Regions from separate parts of the Homo sapiens genome. Here region 1 is linked to region 2. A link is an interaction called in ENCODE POLR2A ChIA-PET data of the cell type or tissue named here. Cell type or tissue: PC-9. All regions are shown on one strand. Each heading gives the region's core, and the rest is flanking DNA. Links, peaks and the distances in the headings are about the cores only. Region 1 has its middle 37 kb from the start of HSD52. Region 2 overlaps LINC01358 (long intergenic non-protein coding RNA 1358).

What was found. ChIA-PET counts read pairs that join two places held together with the same protein. Peaks named below come from ENCODE experiments on the same cell type or tissue, not always from the same donor. Only the 100,000 strongest peaks of a DNase experiment are listed, where the experiment ranks them.
Region 1: POLR2A ChIA-PET joins it to region 2 with 9 read pairs; 2 of 35 experiments call an interaction of 5 or more read pairs at or near these places.

Annotation. Positions count from the first base shown.
Region 1 is chr1:59,104,738-59,114,707 of GRCh38, reverse strand. No RefSeq gene overlaps it. Among named protein-coding and RNA genes, the nearest start is that of HSD52, 37 kb to the left of the region's middle. RefSeq lists enhancers at 6,471-6,971, 6,972-7,472. In PC-9, for the core only: no CTCF peak of the experiment used is centred there; no DNase peak of the experiment used is centred there.
Region 2 is chr1:59,039,890-59,049,859 of GRCh38, reverse strand. The region is part of intron 2 of LINC01358 (long intergenic non-protein coding RNA 1358); the gene reads right to left. Among named protein-coding and RNA genes, the nearest start is that of LINC01358, 24 kb to the right of the region's middle. RefSeq lists enhancers at 3,231-3,300, 4,156-4,205. In PC-9, for the core only: no CTCF peak of the experiment used is centred there; a DNase peak (open chromatin) is centred at 5,869; H3K27ac peaks cover 960 bases.

The DNA of each region.
Region 1 (9,970 bases), core at 3,150-8,149, 65 kb before region 2:
TCTGAGAAACTTACCTGATACTGAAAGGCTTTGTGAACATAGAAATATCTCTGTGGAATGGTTCACAGGCACCTGTAACCATTGTGTCTGTGAGTAAATTGGCTTTTTTTGTGAGGTAGCGACTTACCTACCCTGAAGGAATCTAAAACCATGCCACTCAGCTGGAATGACATTTGATCTGTCCTGTTTTAGAATCTTCCTCGCTTGCACTACCTTTCTTAATTAAGTGCAATTTCTATCTTCTTGGAATTTCCAGAGCACATTTTATGTATCTCTGTTATGATACTTAACATAGTCAGGTTAAGTATGTACTTTTCTTAGCTCTTGGGCTAGAAAAATAGAGTCAATGGCACCTGCTGTATAGATATGTTGAGAGAATTAAATGAATCAATGCACATAAAGCACTTAGCACAGTGCCTAACACAGAAATACCTTCAACAAATATTTGTTGAATGAAGGAATGAATAGTCAATGCATAATAAATCTTAGATGCTGCCAGCTGCTGGCAAGCTGTTCTCAAACCTTAGTGTACATAAAATTAATTGGGGGAACTTGTGAGAATGCAGACCCTGAGGCTCCACCTCCAGAGACTGTAATTCAAGAAGTCTGGGGTAGGGGCCCAGGAATCAGGGTGACTCTGAGACGGGTGATCCAGACACCACACATAACTTAGGGAATCACTGATTAGCCTCTGAGCTCTGTGGTAGCAAGGAAACTATGATATTCATCTCTAAATGACCCTACACCTATCAATCCCAGTCCTTGGTATGCAGTAAGTGCTCAAGGAGAGGTAACTTGAATTTCAGCCTTGATGATGGAGGAGAGGTTGTTTCCAGTCCTATAAATACAAAGTAGACAGACAACCATGGTTCTAGAATGTTTGGACCCTTATCTCTCTCCAGACATGATCTCAAAAATATGGCTGCTCTTGTCCTGGAGCAGAATTTCCCCAAGGCTCACATTCTTCTATGTCCCCCTAAGCAGGACCAAAATTTGAGCACTTTACTATGTACCAAGTGTTTTATTTGATCTAATCCACATGATAGCTCTGGGGGCAGGGAAATTGAGGCTTAGAGGGTTTGTTACTTGTCTGGAGTCACACAGCAAGTAAGTGATGGGAGGGGGATTCATACTAGGCATAAACCATTGCCAAACCTGAGCATCTTTCCCATAGCTCCCTAGTGGGATGGAGGAAGGTAACTGAGAAACACCACCCTTGGCCTGCTGGGGCAGGTGAAGTGTGGGTTCCAGTGTGAGTGTCTGTGTGTGTGTGTGTGTGTGTGTGTGTGTGTGTGTGTGTGTGTGTGTGTTGCCAGCAAATTCCTGATTAGAGGTACCTGCATAAAACAGAGGAGATTTTTTCCCTTGTAAGTAGATACTATAAATACAGGTTATTAAATAACCCTGACTTCATCCCTAACTAACCAGCCCCTGCCAGTTTGCATGCTACTCATGTGTACAGCATGACTCAGAGGACCCTCAGGGAGCAGGTGGGCTAAAAATCTATCAAACAATAATAATTTTCATAGATGGGAGCTCCCCAGCTTCCCAGTTGGGTGTTCAGTTGATTATGAGTCATGAATTTCCTTTTTAGAGTAATATTTACCATGGAGCATGGCTGGTTATAGGGAATACGTAATATCCATTTATCTGATGGGAAACATATTATTAAAACATTACCTAATGATAGATTTACCTGATAAATAATCCTTGGGATTAAACAAAAAAGGCTGGGGAGGGGCTAGGGAGTGATTGAAGGAAGCAGAAAGGTGAACAGGAATAAGCCATAGCTTGGTCATAAATAAAGAGGGCATTTGTTCAGAGCTGGGTGTTAAAATGATCCTTACTGTAATAATTAGAATAGAGAAGAGAAAGGGAGAGACAGAGAAACTGGGTCAAAGATAGATTAAAGGAGGAGGGATTACGGATGAACATAGGAAATGGTTAATAACATAATAGTAGGCATCTTTTAAATGTATTGTTAGTATGTTCAGGCATTGAGCTAGTTCTTTTACATATATCATCATTTCTATTCTCATGAGAACCCCAGGGAACACTCCCACTACCACCCTTATTTTTGATTCCAGCCAGTAGAGTAAAGCAGTTGAAAGCACAAACCTGGGGGTAGAGTGTCTGGACTTGCATGTCAGCTCTCTATTTATTAGCCGTGATCCCTGAATTTTTCTGTGCCTGTTTTTTCATCTGTGAAATGAACATAATGATGATTTTGCCCACTTTTAGAGGGTTGTTTATAGGATTAAAATTTAGGAATTACTTACATCAGTGTGTGGCACATTTTAAACAATAAATTCAGCTACTATTTCAACTGCAGCTGAGGAATCTGAGCTCAGAAGCTAAATCACTTGTCCAAGATCACAGAACTAGAAAGTGACAGAGCTGGGATCTGAACCCGAGTCTGTCTGATTCCAGAACATGTGCTCTCAATCTCTCTGCCTTGGCTGATGGCAACAGTAATGGTAGGCACTAGAAATACCACAGAGCATCTTTTCCTAAGGCACATGATGCCAACACCTGCCATTTGAGTCAATCAATTTTAAATTTGTGGGGTTATTTTATAACTAGAGAGTACAATTTAGAAACAACCCTAGAGGGCATCTCATCCAAAAATTGCGAACTGTTAGCCCAGGTATCCACTCATTTCCTACAGATATGATTTGTTTGGTCTGCACAGTGTTGGCTGGTGCAGAGCTACGAAAGCTTTTGAATCAATTACTCAAATGAAAATTGTGAGGTTTCATGAAAAACAAACAAACTAACCCAGAGGTAAATATTCTCTAGAAAAGTTGGAGGATCTTGCAACACCAGACCCCTATCCTTACGTGTAAGAGTCAGGTGTGCTGAGAAGCCTCTGAGTCTGTTTTCATCACTTTTGGCTGTCTCCTGCATTGGGCCCACTTCACATGTTTATGTCCACATGACTGTCCTTGTGGACATCAAATATGGTCAATAGAACCCATGCTCACTAAACTTCCTCTTTTTAGACTTAATGCCTTGTTCAATACATTTTTCCAAAGGATGGCGTCTTAATCCTCTCCCCAGGCTGCCTTCCTCTTCTGAAGCCTTGCATGGATCCATGCCCCTCTTCCAGCATGTGGCACTGAGAGAACCCGACCCCTTGAGTGGAGACTGACCAGCACAGAGTACTGGGCAACAGTCAACTCACTTCGCCTGAGGCCTCCCATTCAATTGTCTCTTATTAGACCAGTCTCCCCACATTAAGGAAGACTTCCATGTGGCTCTCCTCAGCTTCCTGGTGACAAGGAAGCCTGGGATATTCCAGAACATGAGTCTGTCCCAGGGCCTTCACTGAGCATAGGAGAAGCTTCTTTCCTGAGGTTATCTCTGAAAGTTACAGGGTTTCTCTTCCACTACAGCCAAGCCCATCTTGTTCAAGTGTTTTCAAGATCACAGTGACACTCACTTAACTTGTACAGCTGCAAACAGTGACACCCAGCAAACTTCAGAGACTCCAGCAGGAGCCTCCAAATCAACAGCTCAGTAATTCCCCATCCCCGGTGAAGACCTCCTTCACGTCAGGCTCTGTGCTTCTGCCGCATTCTCATGAGCAGGTGCTGCTAACCTTGCTTTGAGTACCAGACTCTCTTATTTAATCTTCATGACTACTCTGCGAGGCAGGTGTTAAAATCCCTATTCTACAGATGGGAAAACTGAGCCTGAGCAAAGTTAATATCTTGTCCAATGATGAGTCTGTCTAATTTCAAAGCTCCATGTTCTTTACAGTCTAGCAAATATAAAAACTCGGATATATACTCTGGAGGAAAGAATATAAGAACATAATAAATCCTCTATAAGGTAAGAGGTAATTCAAAAAAGTGAGATAATATCTTACGGAGAAAACAGCTCATAGAGGACTGAGATAGCTCAGAGCTCCACAGAGAAGGTAAACTGGAGTAGATCCTTGAGAAATGGGGACAGTCTTTAGGGTGGAAGAGAAGATTACATATGGAGGCCACAGCAATACACAGTGTCGAATGGGAAAAATCTTAGGATATGTAATTTAGTTTACCTGACCTGGGATATCTTTGCAGTAATAAAGAGAAAGATAAGGCTAGATGATGACTGTTTCTCTAAGAGGCAATGAGGAATCCCAGATGGAGTTGGAGCGGTGGCCAGTCATAATCATTAGCCCCAGAGAAAGACACTCTCTCCTCCCCCACTTCCTCCTTCTGCTGATGTTGTGTCCTCCTGCTACAGACAGGCTTTAGTGTGGGGGTCCAAAGAGGCAGTCATGCATACTAAAACATGTATGGGCTTTGGAGATTGACTCCAGCTGGGGCAAAGAGAGTTGTGAGTTATTGATAGAAAAGGGGGCATTTGACCAGAGTTGTGAAGGACAGTTGAGCTGTCAGCACTCAGAGGACAAAGGACATCCCAGGTGGAGGGACCAGTGGGAGCAAAGGGACAGAGGCAGGAATTTAGCAGGTACATTTGGGGAGCAGTGAATAATTTACTCTTCCTGAAACAGACCGTTTGTGAGAGGACAAGGGGTGTGAAGTAGGTATAAGGCAGAAATGATAGATTTTTGGCAAACGTCAGAATAAGGGCTCCTTTTCTCATCTGAAACACAAAGTCGGCCTGGACCCATTTTGAGCAAGGGAGTGATATTGAAGACTTGGGCAATAGCTGGCAGAATGGATCAAGGAGAGGGAAGAAGACTATAGACAGACACCAAATAGCCGACCCAACATTTCAGGTGAGATGTAATGAGGATGTAATGTGGCAGTGAGAATGGAGCATTCTTTCTACCTCGGACTCCAGGAATATTGTAGTCTGGTTGTAAGCAAGACATATGCCTGTCATTATCATCATCTCCTCCTCCTTCCCGCCTCCCTTCTTTTCCTCTTCCTTTTCTTCTTCCTAGTCTTTCTCCTCCTCCTCTTCTTCTACCCTTCTCCTCCTTCTCTTTGCTTTCTCCTTCCCTTTCCCTTTCTCCCCTTCTTCTATAATTATGTACATCTCAATAGCTTACTCAGATTTACTTTCACAATTATTCGCTCATTTGATTGTTCAGAATGTTTTTCAACTCTGTAAGAATTAGAATTGGATTCCACTGGGAGTAACAGAACACCTAAAATAATGGTAAGCTTCCTTCTCTGTCTCATCCTGTAGGCAGCACAGGCCTAGTATGGCAGCTCCCTGATTGTCAAATCCAGCCTCTTTCTATCTTATTGCTCTGCCCTTCTCAACTCATGGTTTCCATCTCATCACTGAAGATGGCTGTTCAAGCTTTAGTCATATCTGTTTTTCAGACAGCAGCATGGCAGAGGAGGGCTGGGGAAGGGTACCCTCTCCCCTTTAAGGACACTTCCCGGAATTTGTACACTGCAGTTCTGTTTATGTCCCATTAGCCAGATATTGGTCCTTTGTGTTTCTTAGTCCTTTGTCCTCCTCTGTGTTTCAAATTGCCAGGCCTAGGGCTCAGGGAGACTGAGAAATGAGGGCTTTATTGCCACTTGCTGGAATTGAGACCTGCTAATGTGGCAAAGAGAGATCTCCTTGATCTCCCATTTTGAGGACCAGGCAGAGGAAAGTGATTACATTACTGGCAACACCAGCAGACATTTTCTTACCACTGCCTGTGTAGGCCTGTGCCATTATGCTCTGGGGAGCATGGAGAGATATTGAATGCCATATCTACCCTCAAGATGCTTAAATGCTCACAAACTGTAGAATCCCCCAGCTGGAAGGGATTTTAGGGATTGTCTAGTCCAGACCTCTCTCTACTTCATTTACAATGGAGTAGAAGAGAGGTCTGGACTAGATAATCACCTAGTGCAATTATGATGTGCATTTCCAGAGATGGGGGCTACCATCTGAACAACTTTCTCTGTGAGTCAACAGTGGTCATTTCTTACACTGAATGACATGTGCAACCCTGTAACTTCTATGTAGCTGCTCTGGTGTTTTCAGGAAACAGGTCTTGCTTATTCTTTATTCTACAAAATAAAGCATTTGCTATGTGAAGGCAGCTGTCACATCTGTTTGTCCATCTGTCTTCTGCTTTCCCAACCAGTCTCCTCTTTTCTAAAAGGGGTGTTCCATAAGTTTAAGCTCACATACTTTGGAGCTCTTGGGCCTGGCTCTGACACTTACCAGCTGTATGACCTTGAGCAAGTGACTTACCCTCTCTGAGCCTTCATTTCTCCATTTGTAAAATGAAGCTAATATTAATATTACTCACCTCACGACATTATTGTAAGGCTTAAATGAGCTGATGAATGTAAAACACAAAGCCTGACACCAAAGACAGCAGTTATTATCATTACTTATATCTTTATAATTAATAATAATGAAACATCTGGCCCCTCTTCTCTCTTGAGTAACTTGTGATATTAGCTAATAAAGGAAAGCAAACGTTTAACACTTGGGGGGGGGACATTAGCATAAAAGTGCTGCCTACAATTGTGAGGCATACTTTTTGTTCCTTTTACCAGTGCCACTGGATCCCTAATGCTGTTCATAAAAAATCACCTCCTGGGGTCGCCAGTTTGCTGTCTCCATTTGCAAACCGCCTCCTGGGAGGTTCCATCTGTTACAATGGGTATTGGCATTCCTTGGCTAATTTTTTTTTTTTTTCTGGTTAGCAGAAGCAGACAGAACACAAATAAACAAACATATTGGAGAACTCAGATTGTACGGCATAGGGAAAAGAAGTCAGGAGGACTGGGATTCTGAATTCCACCTTACCACCCACTGGCTGGGTGACCAGCGATAAGTTACAGTGCCCCTGTGGGCCTCTTGGATTTTTGAGATCCTGTTCAGCAACAGCATCTTGTGACTAGAGAAAGGATTTGCAATGGCCCGGATTCCCCTGGAATCTCTTTCTTCCCACCTAGGGCTGGTCCAGGTGGGACCAGCATCTGGGCGGAGGCTGGGTACATGCCCAGACAGCCCTGCATGGTCTGTGAGCCAAGCATAGCCTGCCTGCTACTAGGGTGTGATTGTTCTTGTGATTTGGCAATACCCGGCAAACATGTCCCATCGGGGCTGAGCTAAGAATAGGTCCGATGCTTGAGGCCCAGGAAAATCAGCAGCCCAGCACACATGAGGTTGCCCAACAAGGCAGAACCAAGCTGCCACCACCACTTTAGGGGCATGATGACCAAAGAGATGAGGTTTGGCCAATTTTTCCATATGTATCCTCTTTTTTCACCCTCCTCTGGTATCAGGGCCAGTGCCTTCCCACTCTCTTTTCTCCCTCTCTTCTACTTCTGGATAAACTGATTTCTGGAGAGGTACTGAACATGGGCATGGTATAGTGAAAAAAGCCGGTGTTTCGACATAGGGGGCTCAGGTTGAAATCCTGGCTGTACTATTTTCTAGCTGTTTGACCCATGAGCATGAGACCCTTTTGAGGCTCAGTTGCCTCAGTGAAATAGTGGTGTTAATTATCCTTAATTATAAAAAATTTTATGAGTTACTGAAAGCAGTTAGTATCTAGAGCAAGGTTCTCAAAATTTATCATACATGATAATCACTTGAGGAGTGGGGGAAGCTTGTTAAAATAGAGCTAGGCCAGATGCAATGGCTCATGCCTGTAATCCAAGCCTTTGGGAGGCTGGGGCAGGAGGATTGCTTGAGCCCAGGAGTTTGCTACCAGCCTGGGAAACGTAGTGAGACCCAGTTTCTCAAAAAAAAAAAAAAAAAAAAAAAGCTGGGTTTTGTGGTGTGCACCTGCACCTATAGTCCCAGCTACTTGAGAGGCTGAGGTCGGAGGATCGCTTGACCCCAGGAAGTAGAGGCTGCAGTGAGCCATGATCACACCACTGCACTCCAGCCAGGGCAGCAGAGCAAGACCCTGTCTCAAATAATAGTAATAATAATAATAATAATAATAATAATAATAATAATAATAATAAAATAAAATAAATATAAAAAACCAGAGGGCCCCACTGTACTACACCCCCACTTTCTGATTGGGTGGGTTGGAGAGCATGGTCTTCCTAGCACGTCTCCAAAGGATGCTGATGATGCTGGTCCAGCAATCATGGTGAGGAGGAGCACGAGGTTAGAGGTCCAGTATGTGAGCTCTGGGGTCTGACCATGAGAGTTCAACCCTGGGCCCTGCCCCTTCTAGCAGAGTGTCTTTGGGCAAGTTCCTGAACCTTTCTGAACCTTATTTGGAAAATGGGAGAATAATAATTGTTACTTTATAGTGTTGATCTGAAGATTAAGTGAGTTCATTCATACAAAAGCACTTAAAACAGCATCTGGCAAACAGTAAGCTTTGAGTGAACATTAGCTTTTATTAGTATCGCAGAGTCTGCACAGGGTTCAGTACGTGTTCTTTTTCTGCTCTCTCCCTGCAGTTATTGCCAGTTTCGCTTGAATTTCTGTCTCTAGGCCACCTCTCCCAGGGTCTGTGCTCTGACCCTTGCCCTTCTGCATGGAAGGGCAGGCATATATTGGGAGGATCTGGGGCCACCAATGTGCACAGACTGAATGTTAAAGTTTAGAGATCACAGACGAACCTGAAACCCTCAGACAGGAATGGGCTTACCCCAGGGGATCCGTTCTGGAGTAGCAAAACTAGAACTTGACCCAGGTTTTCTGTCTTCCCAGCCAGGACACTTCCCACGACATCATGACCTGAGCCCTGGCTATTCCTGAGAGTGCTTAGGAAACAACCAGCTCCCCACCCTACTCCTACACCATTGCTTGCTTGGCATTTGGGAGGTTTCTCCTTTGATTGTTTGTGCTTGAGGATGACGCAGTGGTAAACATTTAACATCTGACTACAAATAACTATTTTCTTTTGGATTTTTTTTTCCCTTTGGGCTAATGTCCTCAGAATGGAATTACTGGGTCAAAAAGTACAGACAGTGTTATAACTAAAAGAAAACTAGACTTAGCAATTCTCCCAGGGGGAAGAACTCACTGCTCAGAAATCTGAAGGTGGCTGGGATGTTGGTGTCTGAAGCAAGTTAGGGAGTGGAGGGAGAGCCCAGAGCTGAATCTTCAAGTCAGCAGTAGGAGATAACAGTGGCTGGGGGAAGAGAGCCCTGGACTGAGAACAAGATGCCTATAAGCCACTGGTAATTTCCCCAAGAAATGGTGTTTAGACCAATGCCTCTCAAACATTAATGTGCTTAGGAATTCCTTGGGAGATCTTACTAACATTCAGGATAAGATTCAGGAGGTCTGAGGGGGGCAAGATTCTGCATTTCTAACAGTTCTAGATAAGTTTTGGTAATGCTAATTCTGCTGATCAACGGACCACACTTTGGAAAGGCAACGGTTTAGGTTACCATGCTTTTGCTCATGGTATTTCTCTTTCTAACCCACCAGTCCCACCATTTTTCTGACCCAGCTCTGAAGATGTCCCTGGATTTACCTCACCAGGCTGGGCTGGGTACCCCTCTTCTATGGTACCCTGTACCTATGACTATGACAGCACTTACCTTGCTGTACAAAATTGTCTGTCCCTCTCTCTTCCTAGGGCATGGAGCAGTCTTATTCATCACTGTATTCCCAGCATCTAGCACAATGCCTTTTGTGATGTGGGCCTAATTATTATTTATTTATTTATTGAGACAGGGTCTTGCTTTGTTGCCCAGGCTGGAGTGCAGTGGTGTGATCTCAGCTCACTGTAATCTCCACCTCCCGGGTTCAAGCGAGTCTCCCGCCTCAGTCTCTTGAGTAGCTAGGACTACAGGTGTGCACCACCACGCCTGGCTAATTTTTGCATTTTTTAGTAGAGATGAGGTTTCACCATGTTGGCCAAGCTGCTCTTGAACTCCTGAACTCAGGTGATCCGCCTGCCTTGGCTTCCCAAAGTGCTGGAATTACAGGCATGAGCCACTGTGCCTGGCCGCCTAATTATAATTATTACTCTAGTGGGTAAATAGATGGATAGATGGATGGATGAATTAGTAAATAACTATAAGGAGAAGGGAATAGAAAGTGATGGGTTAGGAAAAGCATCATG
Region 2 (9,970 bases), core at 3,405-8,404:
ACTTATTGCAAGAAATTCAGACATTATTATACTTCAATGTTGGAAAAAACCATAACCCCCAAAATAATCCCTGGAAGCTAAAAAAATGCTTCACCTCTAAAACATCAGCCCTTCTGTGATGTGCTCTGAATGCAGACACCTTCATCTTTGCTTATTCTCCCAGCCTCTCTGCGTTTCAGGTTGTTTATTACCTCAGAAGTGTTTGCTTCTGATCCTCCCAGTCTCCCCTACTCCCCTCCTTCTCTCCCAGTTCTCCATGATTTTTAACACTAGCAAAAGAAAAAAAAAAATCAAAGCAATCTACCAATTTTCTTCCAATTTGTTTCCTAGTGTCAGATGCACACACATTCCCTTCTCGGCATCCATTTCTTCTCTTGAGCATGGCCTCCCACATATTCTAAGAACAAAGGCAGCTCCTTCTAATCTTCTGATCTCCTGTATCCTTCTCTTCCTCTCTCAGTGGTCAAGGCAGCCTTGCCCATTTACAGATTTGCAATCTCTCCCAAAGTCCCCTTCACAACCTCCCTCCACCCAAAAAGAAACCTAATCCAGAACTCTCCCCAGGACACTAAGACCTCACTCTGGTCTTGAGCACTAGCCCAGTGCAAGGGCTGACCAGCAGCCATACCTGTTCCTCACTTGCCCTTGAAGGAAGGCAATGGCACTATGGTGATGTAGATCCAGCCTCCATGGAGTCCACGGGTCTCGTTTGTCTTCATCTTGCTTAAGAGAGGGTAGGCTTCTGCTTCTTCCGACCCTCACCCTCATCTCTGTAGGATGGTTGCAGTGCCTCCCAAGGAGACCCCTGCCTCTAGACCCCTTCCCTTTCCTCGAATCGTTACCCACTCTGCAGTCATAGGAAGTCCATACTTAACTGCCCTTCATGGTCCCCTGTGCCTGCAGAATAGTGCTCCCTGCCTTAGCTGTCCATGAGCCAGCCCCTGCCACTCTCTGAACACATTTTTATTTCCTACCATGCTGTCTCTCATTCCCTATGCCTTTGCTATGCCAAAGTACTTAGAATGTTCTGAGCGTTCCACACAAAAAGATTGCACATTCTTTCCCTCGATGGGATGTCCTTCCTCAACTCTGCTTTCCAGGAAAAGTCTGCATATCCTTCCAGTCCATATTAGGCCATTCTCACATTGCTGTAAAGAAATGCCTGTGGATGGGTAATTTATACAGAAAAGAGGTTTAACTGGTTCACGATTCCATAGGCTGTAAAGAGAGTATGATGCTGGCATCTACTTGGCTTCTGGGGAGGCCTCAGGAAACTTACAATCATGGTGGAAGGTGAAGGGGGAGCAGGCACAACACATAGCCAGAACAGGAGCAAGAGAGGGAGTGGGGAGCATGCCACACACTTTTAAATGACATCTCTCACAAGATGCGAAAACTCACTATCATGAGGACAGAACTAAGGGTATGGTACTAAATCATTTATGATAAATCCACCCCCATGATCCAGTCACCTCCAACCAGGCCCCACCTCCAACATAGGGGATACATTTCAACGTGAAATTTGGGTAGGGACACACATCCACACTATATCACGGTCCATGCAGAATACCTTTCATTTGCCCCTCTAGATCCATACATTACCTTTCCTCATCTGCTCTGTATTCAAGAGGTTGATCTATGGGGATTGAATTGGTGGGTTCTTGAACCTTCTGTTTCTAGTTGGGTTTGGCCAACAGGGAGCCACAGGAGACCAGAGGGAGGGAAAAGAGGAAGGGAGAGAGTATGATATTCCTTTGATACACTGTTTGCAACGTCACTGAACTGGCCATGTTCCTCACTGCTCCTCCTGAGGAAAGCAACTCTGCAGGACAGTTCAGCAGCTATTAAGAGTTGTGAGAACAGTTCAGGAGCTATTAAGTGCCTACTCTCTCTTTTGTGATTCTTCTATATCTGCACCTTTGCATATAATCCCTCCTTGAAATCTGCTATTTCCTGGGAGCTGTCAGACTGTTGGGACCCTGATTGGTACACAGTGTGACCCAGCACAAACCTCAGGGAGCTCTCTGAAGGCACATCTGCTATAGATCCTGTTACATTACCTGCTGCTGGTTTGCTTCCCTGACTTCCCCACCAGACTGTTTCATCTCACCTTGTCTTGTAGATATGCAAGAGGCCTACCCACATTTAGTGAGCAGCTGTTATGTGCTGGGCCGTGGCCTAAGCACCGAAGATTCAGAGATTGATAAATGATAATTCCTGACCTTGCAGATCCCTGACTCTAGTACAGGAGCTGAGACTTGAGCCCCATTTAACACTGTGGCTCTCAAATCCCAGATCCACCACTGACTAGCTGTGTGATCTGGGCAAGTCATCTCTCTGAGCCTCAGTTTCCTCATCTGTAAATGGAAATCAGGGCAGCTACCTCGGAGGATGATTGTGAGGATTAAAGTAGTTAGCATAGTGCCTGGCATACACTAGGTACTCAATAAGTGCCCATTATTATTTTTATCGTAGCAGGTGCTTAGTGTATATTAAATGAATAACTGAATGTATTATCTCATTTGGTCTCCATAGCAACCTGTTCTCTACCCTTCCCCACTATATACAATCCAAGTAGACGTGGAAGGAATTTCTTTCCCCATTTCACAGATGAGGAAATTGGGAATGAATGAATGAATATCTAACCCACCAGCCTGCTCTGCCTCCCACCTTTTCCCAGAGGCCACAGTGAGGCTGTTTGTCCAGGGAACTGTGAGCCCTGGGCCCTAGAGGAGTCATCCTGGCTTTCTGTCTTGACTTTCTGGCTCCAGAGGACTTGTGCCAGTAGCTCACCACAATTTGCTCTGTGCCTAACACAGGCTGGGGTTCAGGTGCTCCTGAAGTTTGTAAACACTGGGGTCTGCCAGGCGCTTCCCCCAAAGCCCCAGCTTCCCAGAACCGGTGGCCCCAGTTCCTGTTCAGCTGCTGCTCTTTCTGTAACTCCTTTGCAAGTACCACTGCCCCTTCTGGTAAGTGCAGGGGCCAGGAGGCAGATTCTACTTTCACATTCACTACCACACCCACAGGAGGGAGATTTCTTAAAGTGGAGGGGAACTTTTCTTTTGCTGTAGGCCCAACCTCAAGCCTCCTCCTTAACACCTCAGTTTTTTCAGGGGATACTTAGTTTCCCACTGAAGCTCAGGAAGGGTAAGTCCCCACAACATCAAAACTTGAATCTGCTCCAGAAACATGGGAGTCCCTGATCCCTGCAGAGACCCTGCCCTCCGCTTGGCACGTTTGATGTATATCCTCGTGTACTCCCTCCAATGCCCCTGCACGGTGGGCATAGCTTCTGAATGGCAGTAGCAGGACTGAGGCTCAGGGCAATGGAATGCCTAGTATTGGAATGTTCGAATAAGAAAAACTACACCTTCAAACTTTAGAAGCAGAGTTGGAAATCACTGCAAAACAAAAGTCCCTAAACAGAATGAGTCTTTGCTGTTTCTGTACCATATGCACAGCCCTGCTACTTTGCTTTCTATGAACTGCATGTCTATTTGTGTCCATATCTGTCTCCCCTAGTTGACTATACCTCCTCAAGGATGGAGAAGATGACTCACCCATATTCCTCTCCCCATCCCAGCACATGGCCTGAGGCAAGAAGGGATGGTTGACCTCAGAAGCTGAAAGCAGACCATCGTGCCTGGTGGTAGGGGGTCAGCATAGGAGAGATGCAGGGCCAGGTCACACAGGGTCCTGTAGGTCATGGTGAGGGATCAGGATTTAATTATAGGTGCAAATGGAAGCCACTGAAGGCTCTTGAGGAGGGCCCTTCCTTCCATGTTGTAGAAAGATAATTCTGGCTCTAGGATGAAGAATAGATTGGAAGGTGACAGAGGAGGAAGCAGGAAGCCCAGTTAGGAGCTATCACAACAGAACAGACAAGAGCCAGGGACGTTTTTTCAGGACTATGGTTCCCAGGCTTCAGCGGGCATCAGGATCACCTGCAGGGCTTGTTAAAGCACAGCTCACTGGCCCCAACCTCAGAGTTTCTGATTCAGTAGGTCTGGGGTGAGGTCTGAGTGTTGAGTTTCTATGAAGGTGAGATGCTGCAGTCCCCAAGAACCACTGCTTGAGAAAAGGAGAGGAAGAAAGCGATAATGTGTGGTCTTGTTCTCAAAGAGCTTTCATCTCTGTGAGCACTACATGAACAGTGCAATTCTAGAGAGCCAGATGGATGTCGATTGTGGGATCCCACGGAAGAACATCTCCCCAGCATGGGTGTGGAGGAGAGGGTCAGAGGAAGTGTATTAGTTCATTCTCACATTGCTATAAAGAAATACTTGAGACTGGGTAATTTATAAAGAAAATGGGTTTAATTGGCTCACCGTTCTGCAGGCTATACAGGAAGCATGGCTGGGGAGGCCTCAGGAAACATTCAATTATGGCAGAAGGTGAAGGAGAAGCAGGCACATCTTCACATGGTGAAGAAGGGAAAAGAGAAAGTGCACGAAGTAGGAGGTGTTACACACTTTCAAACAACAAGATCTTGTGAGAACTCTGTCACAAAACAACACTAGGAGACAGTGTTAAACCATTAGAAACCACCCCCATGATCCAACCATCTCCCACCACGTCTACCTCCAACTCTGGGGATCACAATTCAACATGAGATTTGGGTGGGGCCCACAGCCAAATCATATTGGGAAGCTCCTGGAAGAAGAAACTCTTGAATGAAGTTATACTAGTTAACTGGGACTTAACCAAGGGAGGGAGATCCCTGGAAAGAATGAGAAAAAGAGGATCTTCAAGACAGAGGACACAGCTTGAGCAAAGGCAAGGAGATAAGAAACGGCAAGACATGTTCAAGCAATTGGGGCTGAGAAATCCAAAATGAAGATGGTGTATGTAAAAACTGTGTCATGAATGGCTTTGTATTTCCTTTAGACTGAGAGGTTTGAACTTTATCCTGTGGAGCAGTGGTTTGTAAACATTTTTTAGTGCAGGAAGTTGGTCACAGACCTCTCTGAAAATCTGATCAAAGTTAATACTCACACAAACAGAACTAGGGTATACATTTCAGAGTGTTCACATATTTCCTGAAACCTATCCATGATCTTCAAATAAAGAATCCCTGCAGTTGGCCAGGTGTGGTGGGTCACACCTGTAATCCCAGCACCTTGGGAGGCCAAGGCAGGAGGATTACTTGAAGTCAGGAGTTTGAGACCACCCTGGGCAATATAGCAAGACCCCATCTCTACAAAAAAACAGAAATTTTTTGTAGAGTGTGATGTGGTGGTGGGTGCCTGTAGTCTCAGCTATTCGGGAGGCTGAGGCAGGAGGATTGCTTGATGAGCCCAGGATGTCAAGTCTGCAGAGAGTCATGATTGCACGATTGTATTCAGCCTGGGCAACACCGTGAGACTCTGTTTCAAAAAAGAAAAGACAAGAAAAGAATCCCTGCAGTGAATAATGGGTTTTAAGAGGGGAGGCAGCCTAATTGGATTTTTATTTTAGACGGCTCTCTTGGTGACTATGCAAATAATGGATTTGAGCAGGGGTAGTGGGCACAGAAAAGCTGAGGTCTATTAGTCTGAGTGAGAGATAGTAAGTGGTAACGCAGATGGGGGACCAGGTTAACACCTGTAGGCAAGGGTTAAGTTGGTGAGTGTCATGATCAGACTTACTTTTCAGCAAGGTCACTCTGCTCAATTCAAAAAGCATCAGTTGAGAGCTGAGCTCAGAGGCCTTCTTTGCATGGCTTGAATCTAGGCTGATGGGCAATGCAGGCCAGTCAAGCAAGAATGAACCTTCCCCACCCTCACCCCACATACTAGAATCTGCTGGTCATCAGTCAGTTGGGGCCCAGATATCTCATGCCTGTGAGGGCTGGAAGCCAAGGACGTGAAGGAAGGCAGCACTCTGACAAGCTGGGGAGAGGCCAAAAGGGCAGAGTGGGATGGTTAGTTCCTGGGAGGCAGCCGAGGTGTCATTCCTTCCAAAGCTTTCGCAATAGCCAGAGGAAGCAGACAGAGCTCAGATGATTATCTCCGTTGTACAGATGGGAAACTGAAGGCTAGGGAAGGTAAGGACTTGCCAAAAGATGTGTAAGAAACACCAGGGCAGAACTGGGACTAGAACCCCAAGAACATTTGACTCCTATGTCTGTGTCTTGCTTTAGGCCGGCCCTGGGGCAAATGCTGTCTTGCCCACTTCTGGTAGCTCTAAAATCCTGTAATTCTGTAATTTAAATTACTGAGTCCTAGCAAAAGGCTCTCCACCATTCCTTTGGGTTATTTTATCTGTATCTGCTGTTCTACCCCAAGATCTTATTCTCAACCACCTGTGAAGTTTGGAGCGAGCCATTTGGCCTTTCTGGCTTGAGTTTTCATTTCTAAAACAAGAGAGTTCCTCTAAATGCTCCCAAAATATTTTTCTTCTCTGAGTGGCAGTGGTTCAGCAATGGCTTCTGAGACCTTAAATTCTGCCCCAGCTTTGACATGATTACATGATTCTCAATAGCCCAACTCCTTTTGTATATAGGTACCAGGGAATAATAACAGTAATAATTAATGTCTTTTCTTCCTTCCCCATGGGCCAAGCACTGAACTAAGCACTTTGAAGCTTCAGAACAACTTTACAAGGTAATTGCTACTCTTGCCCCCATTTTACAGACGAGCAAACTAGAAAACACAGAGAGGTTATATTACTTAATGTAAGGCCATCAGCTAACCAGCGTTCATATCCAAGCAACCTGCCTCAGGATTCATGCTCCTTATCCCTAGGAGCTGAGGAGTGAGGGATTAAAAGTGCAGGGAAGGTATGAAAACAGCCAGGTAAGCTCTCTGTGACAAGAGGCTCACTACCCCTCAGTGGCATGTTCTATCATTAACCACTTTTTGCAGGTTGTGCTATGACATGGTACCTCTTACCACCTGCAGGGGGGCACAATTATGAGATGTTTCTAGTGACTTGTGGAAGGAATTGTCAGATTTGGCAAATAAAAGTACAGGACATCTGGTCACATTTGAATTTCAGATCAAGTTTGTGTGTCCCATGCAACATGTGGGACACACTTATTCCAAAAAAGTTTTATCATTTATCTGAAATTCAAATTTAACTGGGTATCCTATATCTTATCTGACAAATCTATTTCCAGTGCAACAGAATAAGGACAAGTGATGGTGATTTCTTTCCCTTTAGAAGACTTGAATGGGTGTGATTACTGCTTTGCTCAACTGGTGCAGAAGGTTGACATGAAAGGCTTGGCTGAATCAGTTTCAAGGGAATGGGGATGACCTCTCTTTGCTCATCTCTACTGGGAAGTCCTTTGAAGCCTCCAAAATCACCACTGAGGGAACCTGGAACAGCCCTCTAAACTGGAGCAGAACTCCCCGGAATGATCTGGAGAAGGCCTTGCTCACTGGCTGGCTGTGTCCTTGGCTTAGTTTCCAATGCCTGGCGCACAACTCAGAAGCTACCTTAAACAATAATCTCCCTCCTTCTCAACTTCACAAAGGATCTCCAGGGTCCTTCTAGGATGTTTGGGTCTCCAAGCACTAATTCCTGCTTCTTTCTGAAACTTAGTAACCTCTTCTGTGATAATCAGAGAAAAAAGAAGAAAAACCCATAGTAGATTTTCAATAGATATAACCCATTCACTCCCCTCAACCAACGCCGCCTTCTCACCATCAGATGTCATAGTAGTCATTCCCTTGGGTTTTCCTGCCGGTGAATATTACAGAGTCCTAGAAGAAGAATAACAAACCTCAAAGGATTGCCTGGTTTTAACAACATATTGTGAATTCCCAAAAAATTTCCCCCAGGAAATCTGTTTTGAAATATACGTGGGGTTACTCCACATCACAGACATCTGTGCTGAAGCTTGCTTTCCTCATGGCTGGCATCCCAGACAGACCCCTTGGCTGGAACAAACCTTCATCTCCTTGTCACAACCTGACCCCAATCCTTCCACCTCCCCCTCTTCCCCACAAAGTCACACCCCCATGCCCTGTGTGGAGTGGTTTCTATCAGCAGAGCATGTTTGAGCTCGCTGGGAAAGTGGCCTCTCACATGATTTTAATCTGCTTTGTCTTCCCTGATTACCAAGATGTCCCAGACCAAACTACATTTAGATGAAATGCATTTGGGTGGGTGTACTCTGCCTGCCTCAGCAGAAATATTGTAGCAGCCACCCAGCACATAGCTGAGACATGCACAAAATGCAGACCAGCATCTGAAAGCAAAGGGAACTTTTTAAGGTGTATTATACTAACATCCATAAATATGCACATTTATAGGCATCCTGATTAGGCCTCAGGCAAAGGCCATAGTATTTTTTTAAAAAGGAAAACTCAGTTAAAAAGGACTGAGAACAGAGCAAAACCAAACTCTTCTTGGGTTTTTTAGCTTTGTGGTGTGGATAGGAACTTCTCCTTCCTCCTTGCCCTTCCTTAAGTACAGTACATTTCACTGTGGGATTGTAAAGGACAGGGTCCCAGCTTTTTTTCTGAATAACTTCTTAATGGAAGCTGCTAAACTGACTTTATCAGCCAGACATGTCCTTGACTTTGTCACCTGGAGCCAGAATATCCTCATCACCATTATCTTCTTCATCCCATGGCTAAGAGTCATTGATCATTTATTTTGTGCCAGAAATTTTGCTACATATTCTGCATGATTTATCCAATTTAATTTCATAGTGATCTTCTATTAGAGGTGTAATTTTTTTTTTTTTGAGATAGAGTCTTGCTCTGTTGCCCAGGCTAGAGTGCAGTAATGGCTCACTGTAGCCTTGAATTCCTGGGCTCAAGCAATCCTCCTGTCTTGGCCTCCCAAAGTGCTCAAATTACAAATGTGAGCCACAGGGGCACCCCAGAGGTATAATTTTTAGTCCTCATTTTAAGAATGAGAAGATTGAGGTTTAACAAGATTAAGTGATATGCCCAGGGTCATATAGCTAATCAAGGGGAAAACTCGTATTCAAATTCCAGACTGTGCAACCCAAGGCTGGCACACTTAACAACAGTGCCTATTGCTCCCCAGGGATTGATAGCAAGGCAATTCTGGTAACTACTGGGCCAGGGAGATTAAAGAGACTCATCCTTTAAGGCTCCCACTCAAAACCTTCCTGTATGAGTAGAGTGGATCCATCCCTCCTGTTTTTACTTCTCTGGTCTAGGAAGTTATTTCTAAGAGTTTGAGCTGTTTTGAGGAGACAAGAGGACATAGTGGGGCGGGGAAAAACCCAAAAACTTTGATGTGAGACAGAGCTAGATTTATAGCATGGCCCAGAATCATATGAGTTATATGAAGTCAGAAAACTAAATCTTAGTTTCCTTACCTCTAAAACAGGCATAATTATATTTGCCTCATAGGATTAATATGATTATTAACTAGAAAAACATAGCCTCCTGCTATACTTCGAATGTTGGCGTGCCCTCCACCCCAAAAATTCATAGGTTGAAACTTAACTCCTAAGGTGATAGTATTAAGATGCAGGGCCTTTGGGAGGTGATAGGGTCATGACGACTCTGCTCTCATCAATGGGATTAATGGCCTCATAGAAAGAGGCTTGTTTTCCACCACCATGTGATGACCCAGTAAGAGGGTGCAATCTATGAAGTAGAGAGCGCTATGAAGCTCCCTATGAATCTATGAAGTGGAGAGCTCTCACCAGACATTGAATTGCTGACACCTTTATAAAGTCCGTGATCTGGGACTTTCCATTTGCTAGAACTGTGAGTAATGAATTTCTATTGTTTATAAATTACCTAGTCTAAGGTATTTTGTTATAGTAGCCAAATGGACTCAGACACCAGCATTCAGGGATCCAGTTTTTTTTTTTTTGAGTACCTATTATATACAGAGACCTTTAAGGCCTTGACAAATGTTCATTCTTATCTTTCAATGACAGGATTTCTAAATTACAGGCTTTATATCCCCAGGACCTAGCACAGAGCCTGGGAGATAATATGTGCTAATTAAATGTAGAGCATTTGATACTTTCATGAATTAATAAATGAATGCA